Linked DNA regions of Homo sapiens: region 2 is linked to region 1. Evidence: chromatin loops called from intact Hi-C (ENCODE). Cell type or tissue: endothelial cell of umbilical vein. All regions are shown on one strand. Links, peaks and the distances in the headings refer to the core of each region. The heading gives the core; the rest is flanking DNA. Region 1 overlaps LOC101928573 (a long non-coding RNA gene). Region 2 has its middle 23 kb from the start of E2F3.

What was found. Hi-C counts contacts between places; a loop is a spot of excess contacts. Peaks named below come from ENCODE experiments on the same cell type or tissue, not always from the same donor. Only the 100,000 strongest peaks of a DNase experiment are listed, where the experiment ranks them.
Region 2: it touches region 1 in a loop (2.5-fold over the local background); 5 of 110 quality-filtered maps call a loop at or near these places.

Annotation. Positions count from the first base shown.
Region 1 is chr6:20,290,481-20,293,404 of GRCh38, reverse strand. The region is part of intron 1 of LOC101928573 (a long non-coding RNA gene); the gene reads right to left. Among named protein-coding and RNA genes, the nearest start is that of MBOAT1, 79 kb to the right of the region's middle. RefSeq lists a silencer at 1,408-1,709. In endothelial cell of umbilical vein, for the core only: a CTCF peak has its summit at 1,544 (motif pointing left); a DNase peak (open chromatin) is centred at 1,534.
Region 2 is chr6:20,376,959-20,379,882 of GRCh38, reverse strand. No RefSeq gene overlaps it. Among named protein-coding and RNA genes, the nearest start is that of E2F3, 23 kb to the left of the region's middle. In endothelial cell of umbilical vein, for the core only: no CTCF peak of the experiment used is centred there; a DNase peak (open chromatin) is centred at 1,842; H3K27ac peaks cover 2,076 bases.

The DNA of each region.
Region 1 (2,924 bases), core at 160-2,659:
CTGGAATGCAAGCCCTTAAGGGCAGGGATCATTAACTATTTTGTTTATAGTTAAGTTGCAAGCACCCAGAATACTCCGCACATCCTAGGTGCTCAATAAATATTTGTGAATAAGTAAACCATGCTAATTAACATTTACTGAGCATATTCTGAGACTACATATTTTGCCATGTGCTTTAAATCAGGCATCCCCAACCATGGGGCCATGGACTGGTACCCATCAGTGGCCTGTTAGGAATAGGGCTGCGCAGTAGGAGGTGAGCCAAAGGTGAGTGAGCAAAGCATGTGTATTTATAGCCACTCCCCATCACTCACATTACCATGTGAGCACTGCTTCCTGTCACATCAGCAGTGGCATTAGAGTCTCATAAGAGCATGAATCCTATTAAGAACTGCGCATGTGAGGGATCTAGGTTGTGAGAATCCTTATGAGAATCTAATTCCTGATGATCTGTCACTGTCTCCCATCACTCCCAGATGGGACCATCTAGTTGCAGGAAAACAAGCTCAGGGCTCCCACTGATTCTACATTATAGTGAGTTGTATAATTATTTCATCATATGCTACAATGTAATAATAATAGAAACAAAGTGCACCAATAAATGTAATGAGCTTGAATAATTCTGAAACCAACCCCCTCCCCGTCCCATCTGGGGAAAAATTGTCTTCCAAGAAGGCAATCCCTGATGCCACAGCAACTGGGGACTGCTGCTTTACATTATGTATATCACTGAATCTTTACAACTGCTTTATGGAGCAGGTACTATTATTATTCCCATTTTACAGATAAGGAAAGAGACTGGCAGAGTAAGAGACTGACCCATGGTTACACATAGCTACTAAGAATTGGAGCCAGGGTTCAAACCCAGACACATAGACCCCAGAGCCTGCTCTGGCCACGTCCTAGTTGGCTGGTGCCAAGAAGCTCGGCAGATTCTTGGTTGGCTGGTACATTGAAAAGATCAGATCTGTGGGTTGCATTTGTCAGTGGAAGCCATTTGAAAGAATGAGTTATGCAAGAGCAACCTAGTGCTGACGATATGGGTTGATAAAGAGGCTAAGACTGCTGCTATACTTGCACCCTTTGAAAAGATAATAAAACTGGAATGTAAACTCATTTTCACTTCTCAATAGTTTATAAGGAATACAAGGCTTAAATTCACATTTTTAAAAAAGGTATATGCAGGTTGAATCCCTTTTAGTCTCCACTTTTCAGCAAAGTTTACCGAAAATAAAATCCATTTACTGCTGACACTGGAATTGCCTTGTGTGGGTAGTTCATGTGGCTTCTATTTTACTCTATAGACAGGAAAATTTGTTATTCTTTATACACTATCTCTAAGAATTTATTATTGAAATGGGATTAACAACATAAAAATAGTACTGAAGAAAAGCAGATCTTAATTTGGATCGTGTTTTATCAATTCCAGGAGCAGCCCATGATTATAAAAATACCTTCAACCTCCTTAAACATGGATTCACCCTTCCGGTGTGGGCTTAGGGCAGGGTGACCTTTCCCTTTTGATGACCGCCCTCTTGTGGTGAACTGTGAGTATGCACGTCTCCATCTTCAAGATGCTTTGTGAGACGGGAACAGTGTTTTGTACAGAGCATTCCCTGACATCCGGGGTGAGGAGAAGTACTCCCTGCATGATCCTAGTTCTTGAGTAGTCTCTGATGTTCTTTAAACATAAGGGCAAATGTGTTGTTTTTATTTCTAGACTTTATTTTTTGACCGTGTATTTTTATGCCCACTGCTGTTACTGTGACCAATTTTAGTTATAATTATTTTCTCTTTCTATTTTATGGAGGATAATTAGCGAATGGAAATAGAAAAAAATTTAAATAGGTTTAAAAAGGCTTTACATTTTAAATTCGAAGTTCACTCCTTATCCAGAAAACTCCCCATTTTTGTGTTAAAAGCATAAAAAATGTATGTTTAAGGATGAGAAATAACAGAATGTCTTGGGATTTTGAATTCCTCTCATTCAGAAGCTGTCTGAAGGTCAGTGGGAAAATGAGGTTTGGAGGTGATGTAGAATGATTGTGTAAGCTCTCAGCATGTGTCGCTCATGCATGGACACTTGATACTATGCCTCCTGGAAAATGATCATGGATGGTATGCGGAGACCCTACTCCTGATTGCAATCCGTCATATATAATGGCTGCCATTTTAATTTCACTAAATCAAGGGTCAACGTCTCAGGCTTATTTTATGATACACTGAAAAGGTTTTGGATCTTTGGAGTCAAAGAGAACTGAACTTAAATCTAAACTCTGACACTTACTGTGACTTTAGGCAAATTATTTAATCTCTCTTGTTGCAACAAAAAGACAACAATTCCCACTTTGTAGGGTCAGGTAACTCAAAGGAGTCAATGAGTATGTAAGCTGGGCCAGAGCCTTTTGCGGAAGTCATTGCACGAAAGCTCCCTTCCCTCCTGCCTCCCCACCCGCTCATCGCTTATTTATTATAGTGTAGCTGGGAAGACAAGACACACACTGAAATATGGAACAGGCAGAAAATAATAAATTGAAAATGATTTGGTGTGTACACCCAGATTTCCTTATATTATCAATTTGTCTTCATATGTTTGGAGGCTATATCAATAAAGTCTATAAATATGGAATTATATCTTCCTGGAGAGTTGAGGCTCTGGCAAACACTTTCACGTAAGGTAAACCCTAATAATGTTGTTTTCCTGAGAAGCTCGTTTGTTTGATATTCCATGAGTACGCCAGCTCTCTTTTGGCTAATATTTGCCTGGTTCAGGTCTGTGATTCCATATCTGCAGTTCTGAAAACCAAAAAGCTTGGAAAACAAAGTTATTTTTATAATTCTTTTGGCAGCAAAACCTGATCTATGCCAATGTAACACTATAGTCTTATTTATTCTACTTAGTGTGAATATTTATGTTTCTTTCA
Region 2 (2,924 bases), core at 308-2,807, 86 kb before region 1:
AAGAACATCTGGTTTAATTAAAGAATAAAACCTAAAAAAAAAAAAAAAGCTGGGGGCCTGGATGTTCTATTTCTCTTGATGATAGCTTTGTAAGAACTGAGTCTTTTTCTGTCCTTTTCACTGCTGAGGCCTAGTGCCAAAGCGGGCACACAATAAATGGTTGTTGAATTAATAAATGAATAAAAGAAACTCCAGAAATAATGTACAGTTTATGAGGAAACCCATTAGACCTATGGTTTTTCAAAATCAAAGGGTTTTAGTTTTAGTTTTGTTTTAGATAGGGAATCCCTGATTAAATAGAATCTTGCTAAACATTAATAAAGGCAAAGCTACACAGATGCAAGCCCAAATGGGAAGTCCAGTGGCTTCATCCAATCACTGCTCCCAACCACACCCTCCCCATTCCAGAAACTCCAATTCACTGGATCTGGGGAGAGGCACCCAGGGGTTTATGTCCTTAGGAAGCTTCAAAGGTGATTCAGATACAGAGACGGGCTTGGAAACCACAGCTCCAGGGCTCCACTGAGCACAAGACTGGATGCTCCAGGAGGGCAGGGGGTGTTCATATGTCTCCCTCACAACTGGAGGGCAACCTTCACCTTAGACCCCAGCACTATTTTCTCTATCTTTGGTACCACAGTTGCATGTTTGTGGTCCACTAAGCTTCCCTCAGAGCTGATTTTGGATTATAAAGATTGTTAGAGTTATAACAGGTTCTTGTGAATGTCTGTTGACTTAATATAGCTTTCTCAGAAAATTTGGGGATAGGGCTGAAAGAGATTTTTCCCCCCTTCTCTTCGTCTGAGACAGAGCTTTTTTGCTTTGAATTGTCTCTCTCAGGTTCATTTTTCTTCACAGCATCCCTGGGAGTGGAGGAAGACAGGCATTTCCATTTTTATTTTATTTTATTTATTTATTTTCTTTGAGACGGAGTCTCGCTGTGTCACCCAGGCTGGAGTGCTGTGGCACATCTCGGCTCACTGTAAGCTCCGCTTCCCGGGTTCAAGCGATTCTCCTGCCTCAGCCTCCCAAATAGCTGGGATTACGGGTGTGTGCCCCCAAGCCTGGGTAATTTTTGTATTTTTAGTAGAGACGGGGTTTCACCATGTTAGCCAGGCTGGTCTCGAACTCCTGGCCTCAAGTGATCTGCCCACCTTGACCTCCCAAAGTGCTGGGATTACTGGCGTGAGCTGCCAAGCTTGGTCCTCCATTCTTATTTTATAGATGGGGAAACTGAGAACTAGGGATGTTTATTCATTTGCTTCCTGTCCAAAAGATGATTTGAAGCAAAGCTGGGACTGGCTTCCATAGACATATTTACAATGTTTGGTTCTCCTTAAGCAACAAAAATAAAGCTCTGCTCTCAGGAGAGTACATTAGAACAAGCTCTTATATAAATGTCTTCTATTGAGTGGAAAGCTGGTAATGTATGATTACAATACCATCTCATGATTTTGTTGAGCAACAAATGCAATCTTATGTTTTATCTGAAAGATTATAAACTTTACAATCAGTTAATGTTATTTTATACACTTTGGGCCCCTCAGCCCCTCTCAAAGTACTGCTTAGAATCTTCCTCATCAGCAGTATTTATATACTGCATTTCCCATTTATTTTCAGCAAGCTGGTTCTCTTGAAAAGATTCTAATAAGCTTCCCTTGTAACTGAATTCCTCTATTTCCTTCCCAGTACCCATTAAAGAACGCACCTCCTCTGAAAGGCACGACATTTAATGTATTAGCTTACACTCTGGTTCTCAGACTTTTCTAGATAACCTTGCAAGGGCATCAGCTCTATGGCATTCTTTACTGAATACCACAGGAATGTGCATGTTATGACCCAAACCATGAGAGGATTTCCTCTGGAACTTATTCCAGATTTGGGTCTGTAGATCATAAGAATGAGTTTATTTATGGACAATGATTATGTGAAATTTTCTGTAGAAATACAGAAAATTCTAATCATTGCCTCACTGTCGAGCATCTCTCCTCAATCTGAGTATAATTTCTTTCAGTTTTGATCAGGATGTGTGATGCATAACTAATGGGCTTCCCACTGCCATCTGGCAGGCTGTGTGAGTTCACAGCTCACATTACAGCAGAAGCAGGACCACAAGCCAAATTTAAAGTAAAAGTGGGCTGCAGGACAGTTGTACCTGTAAAAATGAATTCTCCTTTTGCTACCTACATTCTTTTTGGTGGCATCACCATCTTTGACAGCTCGGAACTGTCTGCAGCCTTTCAGATACGGCCCTTTACCTGCACTGACAAAAGTAAATCTTAGTTTCCAAATGGTTTCGTTACCAAAGAAAAGTTTGCGTATTTGGCGTATTTCAAAGCTTCCTTTAGCTTGAATCACTCTTTCATCACTAATTGTTATGCCACGATTTAATTATATTAGGGATGGAGAATTCTGAGGACTTTCCTACTTTTGAGAAGATGCTCATGTAAACTAACCAATATTCAAAATTGTGTTTATGCTTGATAATTATAGGAAAATGTCTTAATTGGCTTGCTTGAAACTATCGTACTGTCATTATTTCTTCACCTCATGATGGGCCACTAGAGTGCTTCTGAGTTAATACTGGAGCAAATGAGGACACTGACAGTCACAATTACTTTCAGGATAATTTACGCTCTTTATAATTCTTCCATGAAATAATTTTTCCCTTAAGAAGTACTTACTGCTGTGTCTTTTTCACATTATCCTATTCCCAGGTTGGATCTTTTCTCTGCACCATATTCACATATGTAAGTCCATAATATATTAGCTATTCTTGTGATTGTACAACGCAGCAAGCCAACTTGAATTTGCTTAGGCTCAAGGAGGAGTTGAATAACTACACTATTTCATTGATTTTAAAATTTGCATTACACTTCTTTTCAATATCAGAAATAGAATGAGTCTATAGTTTAATTGCAAGT